Linked DNA regions of Homo sapiens: region 2 is linked to region 1. The links are chromatin contacts, found by Hi-C or POLR2A ChIA-PET in ENCODE. All regions are on one chromosome and are shown on one strand. The core of a region is the stretch at or near the end of the contact, and the rest is flanking DNA. Distances in the headings are between cores, read along the strand shown.

The links. A loop is a pair of places that touch in the nucleus more often than their neighbours do. ChIA-PET counts read pairs that join two places held with the same protein, here RNA polymerase II (POLR2A). Pooled maps may share reads with other maps.
Region 2: a pooled map shows a loop between it and region 1 (2.9-fold over the local background). The contact joins the enhancer-like site here to the promoter of NAA40 in region 1. A Hi-C loop is called at or near these places in 4 of 50 pooled maps. POLR2A ChIA-PET finds 5 or more read pairs at or near these places in 8 of 52 experiments (A673, Caco-2, GM12878 and 5 more).

What each region holds. Positions count from the first base shown.
Region 1 is chr11:63,935,871-63,940,778 of GRCh38, forward strand. NAA40 (N-alpha-acetyltransferase 40, NatD catalytic subunit) reads left to right here and starts at 3,132. Exons shown (of 8, transcript NM_024771.4): 1 at 3,132-3,232. The coding sequence starts at 3,227. RefSeq lists enhancers at 2,135-2,635, 2,874-3,013 and silencers at 2,734-2,783, 3,044-3,123, 3,053-3,238.
Region 2 is chr11:63,998,434-64,003,345 of GRCh38, forward strand. MACROD1 (mono-ADP ribosylhydrolase 1) reads right to left here. Exons shown (of 11, transcript NM_014067.4): 5 at 1,794-1,910; 6 at 1,209-1,330; 7 at 1,097-1,127; 8 at 898-971; 9 at 522-603; 10 at 405-439; 11 at 125-254. The coding sequence ends at 435. Among named protein-coding and RNA genes, the nearest start is that of OTUB1, 14 kb to the left of the region's middle. RefSeq lists enhancers at 244-1,181, 755-844, 1,182-2,117, 2,130-2,637 and silencers at 975-1,214, 1,865-2,444. Within about 2 kb of position 2,547, at least 5 of the 41 ENCODE cell types and tissues checked have a DNase peak (open chromatin) inside an H3K27ac peak, as active enhancers do.

The DNA of each region.
Region 1 (4,908 bases), core at 1,882-4,381:
GTATTTTTAGTGGAGATGGGGTTTCACTATGTTGGCCAGGCTGGTCTCAAACTCCTGACCTCAAGTGATCTGCCTGTCTCAGCCTCCCAAAGTGCAGGGATTACAGGCATGAGCCACCACCTTGCCCAGCCTGGACTGTCCTTCCTTTGACCTTGTCCCTACATTCTCATCTCAACCCAGAAGCCAGGGTGGTTCTAGGACCTCCTCTGCCTGCAATGCCCTTTCCCCAGACGTCCTCATTACTTGCTCCCTCACCTTCAGATCTTGACTCAAGTATCACCTCATGTTTGCCTTTCCTGAGCATCCTAGTTAAAACTATAAATCTCTCTCTTTTTTTTTTTTTTGAGATGGAGTTTCATTCTTGTTGCCCAGGCTGGAGTACGACGGTACAATCTTGGCTCACTGCAACCTTTGACTCCCCACTTCAAGTGATTCTCCTGCTTCAGCCTCCCGAGTAGCTGGGATTACAGGCATGTGCCACCACACCCAGCTAATTTTGTATTTTTAGTAGAGACAGGGTTTCTCCATGTTGGTCAGGCTAGTCTTGAACTCCTGACCTCAGGTAATCCTCCCGCCTTGGCCTCCCAAAGTGCTGGGATTACAGTCGTGAGCCACCGTGCCCGGCCTTTTTTATTTATTTTATTTTATTTTATTTTATTTTATTTTATTTTATTTTTCGAGACAGAGTCTCGCTCTGTTGCCCAGGCTGGAGTGCAGTGGCACGATCCTGGCTCACTGCAAGCTCCGCCTTCCGGTTCATGCCATTCTCCTGCCTCAGTCTCCCGAGTAGCTGGGACTACAGGCGCCTGCCACCATGCCCGGCTAATTTTTTTGTATTTTTAGTAGAGATGGGGTTTCATGGTGTTAGCCAGGATGGTCTCGATCTCCTGACCTCGTGATCTGCCTGCCTCGGCCTCCCAAAGTGCTGGGATTACAGGTGTGAGCCACTGCGCCAAGCTTTTATTTATTTTATTTTTTTTTGAGACCGAGTCTGGCTCTGTTACCCAGGCTGGAGTTCAGTGGCGCTATCGGCTCACTGCAACCTTCACCTCCCGGGCTCAAGCAATCCTCTAACCTCAGCCTCCAGAGTAGCTGGGACCACAAGTACACGCCACCACGCCTGGCTAATTTTTTTTTATTTTTAAATTTTTTTGCAGAGACAGGATCTTACTCTGTTGCCCAGGCTGGTCTCAAAGTCGTGAGCTCAAGCAGTCCGCCCATCTCAGCCTCCTAAAGTGTTGGGATTACAGGTGTGAGGCACTGCGCCAGGCCACAACTATAAATCTTGACCTTCCCTGTGCTCTCTCCCTGCTTTTTCTTCCTTCTAGAGCCTGTATCATTTTTTTTTTTTTTTGAGACTCTCTCTGTCGCCCAGGCTGGAGTGCAGTGGCACAATCTCGGCTCACTGCAAGCTCCGCCTCCCGGGTTCACGCCATTCTCCTGCCTCAGCCTCCCGAGTAGCTGGGACTACAGGTGCCCGCCACCCTGCCCGGCTAATTTTTTGTATTTTTTTAGTAGAGACGGGGTTTCGCTGTGTTAGCCAGGATGGTCTCGATCTCCTGACCTCGTGATCCGCCCGCCTCTACCTCCCAAAGTGCTGGGATTACAGGCGTGAGCCACCGCGCCCGGCCGAGCCTGTATCATTTAACTAACTATGTATATTACCTATTTATTTCATCTATTATCGGTCTCCTCCTTCTAGGATACAAGGGTGGTGCCTATTCTGTTTCTTATTGTTGTTTTCCTTGCTGCTTGGAACAGTGCCTAGCATACAGTAGGCACTGGATAAATGTTGTTGAGGCCACCACTGTACTGAGCACTAAAGTTGGAATAATGAGGCTAAGCACAGTGGCTGACGCCTGTAATCCTAGCACTTTGGGAGGCCAAAGTGGGAGGATCGCTTGGGCCCAGGAGTTTGGGACCAGTCTGTGTAACACAGTGAGACCCCATCTCAACAAAAAATAAATAAAAATTGAGCTGCGTATGGTAGTGCACACCTGTAGTCCCAGCTACTCAGGAGGCTGAGGCGGGAGGATCGCTTGAGCCCAGGAGGTCGAGGCTGCAGTGAGCTGTGATTGCACCACTGCACTCCAGCCTGGGCGACCGCGAGACCCTGTCTCTTAAAAAAACAAAAAGATGGAATAATGAGCAAAACCTGAAAAAGTCCATGAAGCTTAAGTGTTGGGCAGCATTTCACTAATTTTCGTCTTGAAGCATTTCACTAATTTTCGCTCCCTACCTGGGGAGCACTAGGAAGTGAAGACTCTGGCTCCACCCCTGGAGATTCTGGGGGAGGTTGGCAGAGGTGTGCACACTGCGGAAGCGCCCCCGGCGGTTTGGATTCGGGTCACGTGCGGGTCACTCCGGTGTGCTGGGGATGGGTTGAAATTAAAACTTTCCGGGATGCCTGGTGTTCACGCTAACAGCACTGTCCACTCTCTCCTAAACAGTGCTTACGTGCCCGTCTCCCCTCTAAACCCTGAGGTGTGGCGCTGAGATGGCACCTCGCTCCTCTCTGTGCCCCCTGGGCTCAGCACCGCGTAGATGCGAGTTAATTTTTATTGAGAACGTGAATGAATGAGGGGGAATGAATGGTTAGAAGACGAATGAATGAGTAACAGGACTCTGGTTAGAAAAGGAATTTCAAGAGTCAAGATCTGGAAGGTGGGAAAGTTTCCAAAGACTTCCGCTACGCGCGCTAGGGCTCTGGAGGGGCAGGTACTTTAGAGGTCGAGACGCGATTGGCCGCCTGGGAAGGTGGCTGTGCCGCCGGCTGCTACGCGCGGGGCCAAGGAGTCGCTGGCCGCAGGGGAGGTGCTGCCAACCACCCGGCCCCCAGCGGCGCGCGACTCACGGCCTGGGTGAGCAGCCAGGCCTGGCGCCGCCGTTGCCATAGTTACAGACGCAGCCCTGCGAGGGGGCGGGCTCTGGCCGCACGTCATTCCCGGCGCGACGCTCCTCCGCGCTCCCGCCTCCTCCTGGTCGGAGACCCTCGGCCAGCCTAGCGGGCGCTCCACCTGCGCGCCGGCTCACCGCTGCCCTGCGCCGGTTCTGCGCCGGCGCGGTACGAGGGCGCGCGGTTGGGCGGGGGGGGGGGGGGAAGCTGCGAGGCGCATGCGCGTTGCAGGGCCGTCCGCTCTGCTGCCGCCGCTGTTGCAGCCACCGCCGTTGCCGCCTCCCTGCCGGCAAGTGTGTGAAGAAGAAGCTGAGCGTTGTCGCCGCCGCTATGGGGGTGAGTGAGGCAGAGAGAGGAGATGGGAGGTCCAGGGGCGCTCCTCGCTACCCTCGCCCCCTTTGTTCTTAAACCCCCCTCTCACGTGACCCCGACCCCCTCCAGCCTCACGTGACCCCTGACCCCCACATGACCCGACTCCCCCATTCTAAGGGTCCCTACGCTAGGCCTAGCCCGGGAATCCTCTGGAGAGCCCCTGGTCCGGGGCCCCACCCCCTCGGCGCCCCCAGCGTCACGCCCGCCCCTTCCTGCTTCGCGGACCCGTTACTGGCCTCCCCACCACCGTCCCCCGCGGGGACCCTGGGGTTAGCTTCCCGCTCCCCCAGGGTCACTCATCACCTGGCTGTCACCAGCTTCGTCGCTTTTCACATCCGAGGTCAACCCTGGCTTGGAGGGAATTGAGGCCCAGAGGAAAGAAGGCGCCTAGCCAAGGTCATATTGTCGGGGGCGTCAGACCCCACCTTGGGCCTCCCGAATCCCAGTCCACTGCCCTTCCCGTTACTCGAGTCTCAGCGAAGCCGGTTCCCCTACACTCTTTCGAAACCTCTCCACCAGGTTCCTGCTGCTCCTGATAAACACAGCCTTCCTTTCCCATAGACTCCTGCCTTCGACGCCTCCTGGTTGCAATGAAATGGTTCTTACGACCGCTTGGGTTGTTAGGGGTTTTGGTAGTGCAGGTGTTTTTTGCAAGGGGAGGGCTGTGCAGGTGTGCGGGGAAGATGCGGGGAGGCGGGGGCGGCGGCCCAGCCGCGGATGGATATTGACCACTTGTTCCGTGCCGGCAGCCTGGAGGTGCATTTTAGTTTACTTTCCCGGGATATAGGGTAGGGCAGAAGTTATTTGCAAGTTTCTGTGCGTTCACCTTACTAAGTCTCAATTACAGCAGTATCAGTCACCCTCCTAAAAAGATAACGCTTTTCCTAGTATTGGCTGTATTCTTTTTTTTTTTTTTTTTTTTTTTTTTTGATATGGAGTTTTGCTCTTGTCGCCGAAGCTGGAGTGCAATGGCGCGATCTCGGCTCACTGCATCCTCCTTCTTCTGGGTTCAAGCGGTTCTCCTGCCTCAGCCTCCCCAGCAGCTGGGATTACAGGCGCCCGCTACTATGCCCGGCTCATTTTTGTATTTTTAGTAGAGACAGGGTTTCACCACGTTGGCCAGGCTGGTCTCGAACTCCTGACCTCGTGATTCACCCGCCTAGGCCTCCCAAAGTGCTGGGATTACAGGCGTGAGCCACCACACAGGCCTATATTAGTATTTACATGGAATTTCCATCACCTTAAGGGAACCCTGACTTTGGAGCCCGAGGTACCTCACTTCCAGCCCCGTCTTCGCTGCTGGTGGTATAATAGTGTGCCAGTGAGTTGGCCTTTATGTGTTTGAATTTCCTCACCTCTGTAATTGGGATGCTAATACCTCCCCCTTAGGGTAGTAGTGAAGATTAAGTGAGATAATGGATGTAGATTGCTAAGGAGGTGTCTCCTAAGTAGTGGCTGTTATTTTTGTCTGTATCCTCAGCCTTAACTTTACTGATCTAAAATGGATTTGTGCTATTTTTAACCCATTGGGTTTGTCCCTACTGTTGTTAACCTAGTTTTTTTTTTTCCCGTCACTCCACTATTTATCGACTGAACAAATCAACTTATTAGACAAAAATAGTTGTCTAATCCGTGTCAAA
Region 2 (4,912 bases), core at 1,297-3,796, 62 kb after region 1:
CTCTGCCCGCCTGGCTCACCGAGAGCTCTTGCCAGCCCCTTTCAGTGAAAGCATCTGGCCAGGGGCTCCATCCAACACCTGGGCCGCCTTCCTTCCCCCCAGTCAGAGCTCAGACAGTAGGAGCTGCCACAACGAGATCTTTATTAGGCTCCTCGGGGGCGGGGCGCGGAGGGAAAGAAGGGGTGGCCAGGCCCAGGCCAGGCTGCAGGCTTTGGCGACCTCTCAGAGCTGGGAGCGGGGTCCCGAAGGCGGGTCTGAGGGCAGAGCAGAGTCAGAGGTGTCTATGGGCGTCCCCGACCTCCCAGGCTGCCCCGTGGTTTCCCGCCCTGCTTGGGGGTGAGCGGGGGTTAGTGGGCGGGTTAGTCTAGGGCCGGGGCCGCCGCACGGGGCGAGGCCCTGCTTACCAGTCCCGGTCAGGGTGGGCTGCGGGAGCCTCAGGCTGGAAGGCAGAGGACAGTGAGAGCCCGCCCCCAGGGTGGACCGGGGCAGGGGCGGGCCGTGGGGCGGCGCGGGGCACGTACCCACGGGGAAGTAGTGGGGGAGCCGGCTCCGGTAGATGTCCTCGTCCTTCTCGAGGAACACGCAGATGATCAGCCGGTCCACCTGCGCCAGGGGCTGCTCAGCCTGGGCCGAGCTGCCACGCCTGGCCCCAGGATCCTGTGACTGCCTGCCCTGGTGCAGGCTTTCACCTGCCTGGCCCTGCGCCCTTCACGGAGGCTCACGGCTGTGTGCCATCACCCCCATCTCGCCACCGCCAGGCGCCCTTGCGCAGGAGAAACAGGGAAGGAAGGGGCGGGCCTGGCCCTGCGCTCTGCACCCTGACTCCCTGGGCGATGATGGGGGCTGGTCACTCTGGCCGGGATGCGGACCCCACCCTCGCCCGGGCCCAGGACTCACCTTGTCCTTGTGCTGCTCCAGCCACTCTCGCAGCGTGGCCAGCACGATCTCGGCGGCCGCCTCACAGGGGTAGCCTGAGGCGGGTGGGGCGGGAGTGAGTCCTAGGCTCTGGCCCCGCCCACTCCCCTGTCCGCCCCGGCCCCTCCCGGCGTCTGGGTCCACCGCCCACTCCTGGTCCTTGCCTTTCTTCCAGACTCACCAAACACGCCGGTGGAGATGCAGGGGAACGCCTGGGCGGGGAGGGGTGAGAGGGGGTTGGAACATTGTCACTGCGCCCCGCCTCCCGCCCTCCCCCGCGGGCCGTCCCTCACCACCGAGCGGAGCCGGTGCTCCAGCAGCAGGTCCAGACTGCTCAGGTAGCAGCTGCGGAGCTCGGCAGCCTGACTGGCGCTGGGCTCCCCGTAGGCGATGGGCCCCACTGTGTGGATGACGTCTACGGGGGGCGACGGGGTCAGACCGGCGGGGGTCTACGCGGTCCTCAGCTCCCTCGCTTCCCCCTGCCGGCCTGGGCAGAAGGGGGCAGGAAACACCTTTCCCCCCAAGCGCTGAGCCTCCTCCGCGAAGGCCCCCACCCCTGTGGGCCCCCTCGAGCCCGAATCCGCACGCGCACAGAGCCCCGCGCCCCCTCCCCACATCTGTATGGGCCCGGCTGAGACCCGAGCGCGAGTGTGGGCGCGAAGGCGTTGCCCCCCAGCTCCATCCTCAGCCTCCACGCACGGTCTCCCCCATGTGCTTCCTGGGGTGTGCGGGGTGGGGGCCGGGTCTTGGCCCTTAAGGTTAAGAAGGGCCCCCTGAGGAGTTCCCCAGCACTCCTGTGGGGGCCGCACCCCTGATGTCCCAGTGACACACGGGCGCCCTGTCTGCGCCCCACAGCTGGGGGCGCGTCGGGGACTCACACTTGGCCGGGAGCCGATAGCCGCCGGTGATCTTGGCCTTGCCAGTCTTACAGCTCTGCAGGGTCCGGCACTCGTCGGTAAGCAGGGGGCCGGCGGCCCGATGAATGCAGCCGTCCACTGCGGGAAGGGCGGGCGCGACTGAGCTGGCCTGGCAAGGCTGCGGCCCCGGGGTGAGCACCCTCAGTCCCGAGAAGCCCCTCGGCGATGCGAGGACCCATGCGGAGCCGCGCCCCAACCCCGTGGCCTCCGGCCGCGGCCGCTGCCCCCACCCCCGCCCGGAATGTTTCACATCTGGGGAAACCGAGGCGCAGAGCGGGACGGCCCTGGGCCTGGCGGGAAGTCGCGCAAGGAGGCCGGCAGGGGGCGCACCCGGCCCACCCTGTCCCTTCCAGGCCGCGCCGCCAGGGCCCAGGCAGGGCGGCTCCGGGAGGCGGGGGCCGCCGGGACAGGAACCGCCGCCCGAGCCGGGGTGACGGGGAAGCTTCCTCCCCGACGCCCCTCCCTAGCCCTGTCCCGGGCGCGCTGCAGGGCCCGCGACCAGTCGCTGCCTCCGCCCGGGCCTCAGCGTCGGTGCGATCCCAAGGCCCACCTCCCCAGGCGGCGCCCCATCACGGGGCGGCGGCAAACCCTAGGACCCATTTTGCGGATGAGGAAACCGAGGCCACCTTGTTACAGGGTGATCAGATCTGTAGCTGGAGTCTGGGTCTTCCAGCCGCGCGGGGAGGTGAGCCCGACGCCCGGGCCCGAGTCTCCTGGCGCGCAAACCCCAGCTGGTTAATGAACCGCCTCGTTAGCGCATCCAGCTTAATTACGGCCCCGCATGGGCTTGTTTATCCGAGGGCGGCTGCAGGGCCTCGCGAGCGACCCTGGGGACCCGGGCGCAGATAAACAACCGGGGCGCAGCGGGAGGCATGGAGGAAACGCTCCAGCAGCCCAACCTCGCCAGGGCACCGCGCAGGAGAGGCGCGGCCTCAGGCAGGCCTGGGTCCAGCCCGGGCTCACCCCTCATCGGCTGTGAGATCCTGCCCCTTCCCCTCTCTGGCGTCCACCCTCTTATCTGGAATACCGGGACAGCGACCCTCCCACAGAGGAAAACGCCGCGTGCTGGCCGGGAGGACAGGGCCCATCTTTGGCAGCTCTGATCGCCCACGCCAGGAGCTCCTCAGGCACCAGCTGCCTGGTGCTCACAGGCGGGCATCAAGAGAGGACCATCATTCCCCATTTTACAGATGGACAAACCAAGGCCACCTTCTCCTTCATCACCTCAGTCTCGGCACAGTTCCAGGGATGCCAGGTAGCTCACACCCCTTTCTTTTGCTGTTTGATCTCGTGCCCTGGGGGCACAATTAAACCTCATTCTGCAACTTTACTCAGAGCTGGCACCAGGCAATTTCCCAGAGCGTCCCAGGGATGGGTGGGCAGAGAGGTTAGGGGAACGCTGAGAACGGCTCAGGCCTGGATCCCTTCCACCTGCTCCTCTCCTCTGCAGGGAGAAAGGCAGCTGTAGCCCAGGGCGAGGCTGAGATGGAGCAAGAAGGCAGGGCCCAGAGCGGGCGTCCAGGCTGGAGCTCCCAGTGCTGGGAAGTGAGTGTTCCGAATGGGGTGCCGTGGCTGGGCTGTGGAGCTGGGCAACGTGAGTTCACATCCTGGCTCTGCCAGCCACAGATGTGTGACCCCTCACATATCATTTAACCTCTCTGGGTCTCAGTTGCTCCATCTGGAAAATGGGATAATAGCACCCACCTCAGAGCTCATTGGGCTGTTGGAAGGATTGAGTTAAACTAACTTTGTAATGTGCTTAAGGCAGTGCTTGGCAAGAATGGAGGTCATGAGTGTATCCTGTTATTAACAACAGTGTGACAGTGTGGGCATGTTCGGGTATGTGTACATCAGTGTGATGGGAGGTGGGTGCACACAGGGTGTTCACAGTGTGTGGGGGTGAGCCCAGGGATCTGTCTGAGCTGGCTCTCCTAGGAGCCTCCCGGGTCGAGCACCTGGCACCGGCTGCTCGAAGTCTCTGGGGGCTCACCGCCCTGCAGGCGACCTCGGCCAGCTGTGGGGGCCCGTGCGGGGAAGTGGAGCTCAGTGTTTCAGGAATTTAATGTTTCCTGCGGAAGTGGACTGGCCTGCAGCCAGGCCTTTGGGGCTGACCTGGGGGCGCAAGGGAGGTGGAGGGAGCTGGAATCAATGCTGGCAGAGGGCTCAGGCCAGATGCCCCCTCCTCACCCCCAGCAGTTCCAGAACAGGGCCTGGGCCAGGTGATGGCTCTGCAGGGGCCCCAGGGAGGGGCTCCCCTAAAGCAGAGATGAGGGACAGGTCACTGTCAGCCCACTGCTACCCCAACAAGCTAGAGTGCAGCCTGGCCCCTCTTGCCTGCGTGTCCCTCCCTGTCCACACACCAGCCTTCTCGCTCTCTCCCCTGAGAGTGCAGAGGGGAACCCCCCCACCCTGCTCTCCTTAGCCATAGGCCCAAAGGACCCCTCCCACACACACTCCCAGAGTCCCCTTAGCTCTGCCCTCCAGGCCCTGTCCTGGCTCTTACCTGGGGCTAAGCTAGGTCCTAGAGACTCAAGCTTCCTGGGGTCCCATTCAGGGGAGATGCCCTTCCTTCCCTCTTCCCTCTTCCCACCCCACCCCAAGGCAGCTGGAAAAGACCAGCAGCCCTGATCCCTGGGGCTACCTGGTGGAGGTGGGGTATTCCCAGTTCACAGGAGCTGACCAACCCTTAGTCTCCTCTCCAGGGCCCTCAGCCACCAAAACAAACCTCCAGGCTCCAGCTCAACCCTCACCCCAAGTCAGCAGAAAACCTGGGGTCTTTCCTGGGGAGGCAGAGCCCACTTGGGTGGCGGGACCCCCCTGAGATGTTTCTCCATCAGGTCAAAGATGAAGCCTTCCTCCACCTGTGGCCAGAAGATGGCCCCTAAGGCCCCTCTGCCTCCTCCCTGCAGCCCCTTCTTCCCTCCACCCTCCTCTACCGTTAAACTCCCCCTGATATGGCTCCTTCATATCAGCCCTCTGTCTCACTATATCATCCAGGCTGGAGTGCAGTGGTGCAATCTTGGCTCACTGCAACCTCTGCCTCCTGGGTTCAAGTGATTCTTATGCCTCAGCCTCCCGAG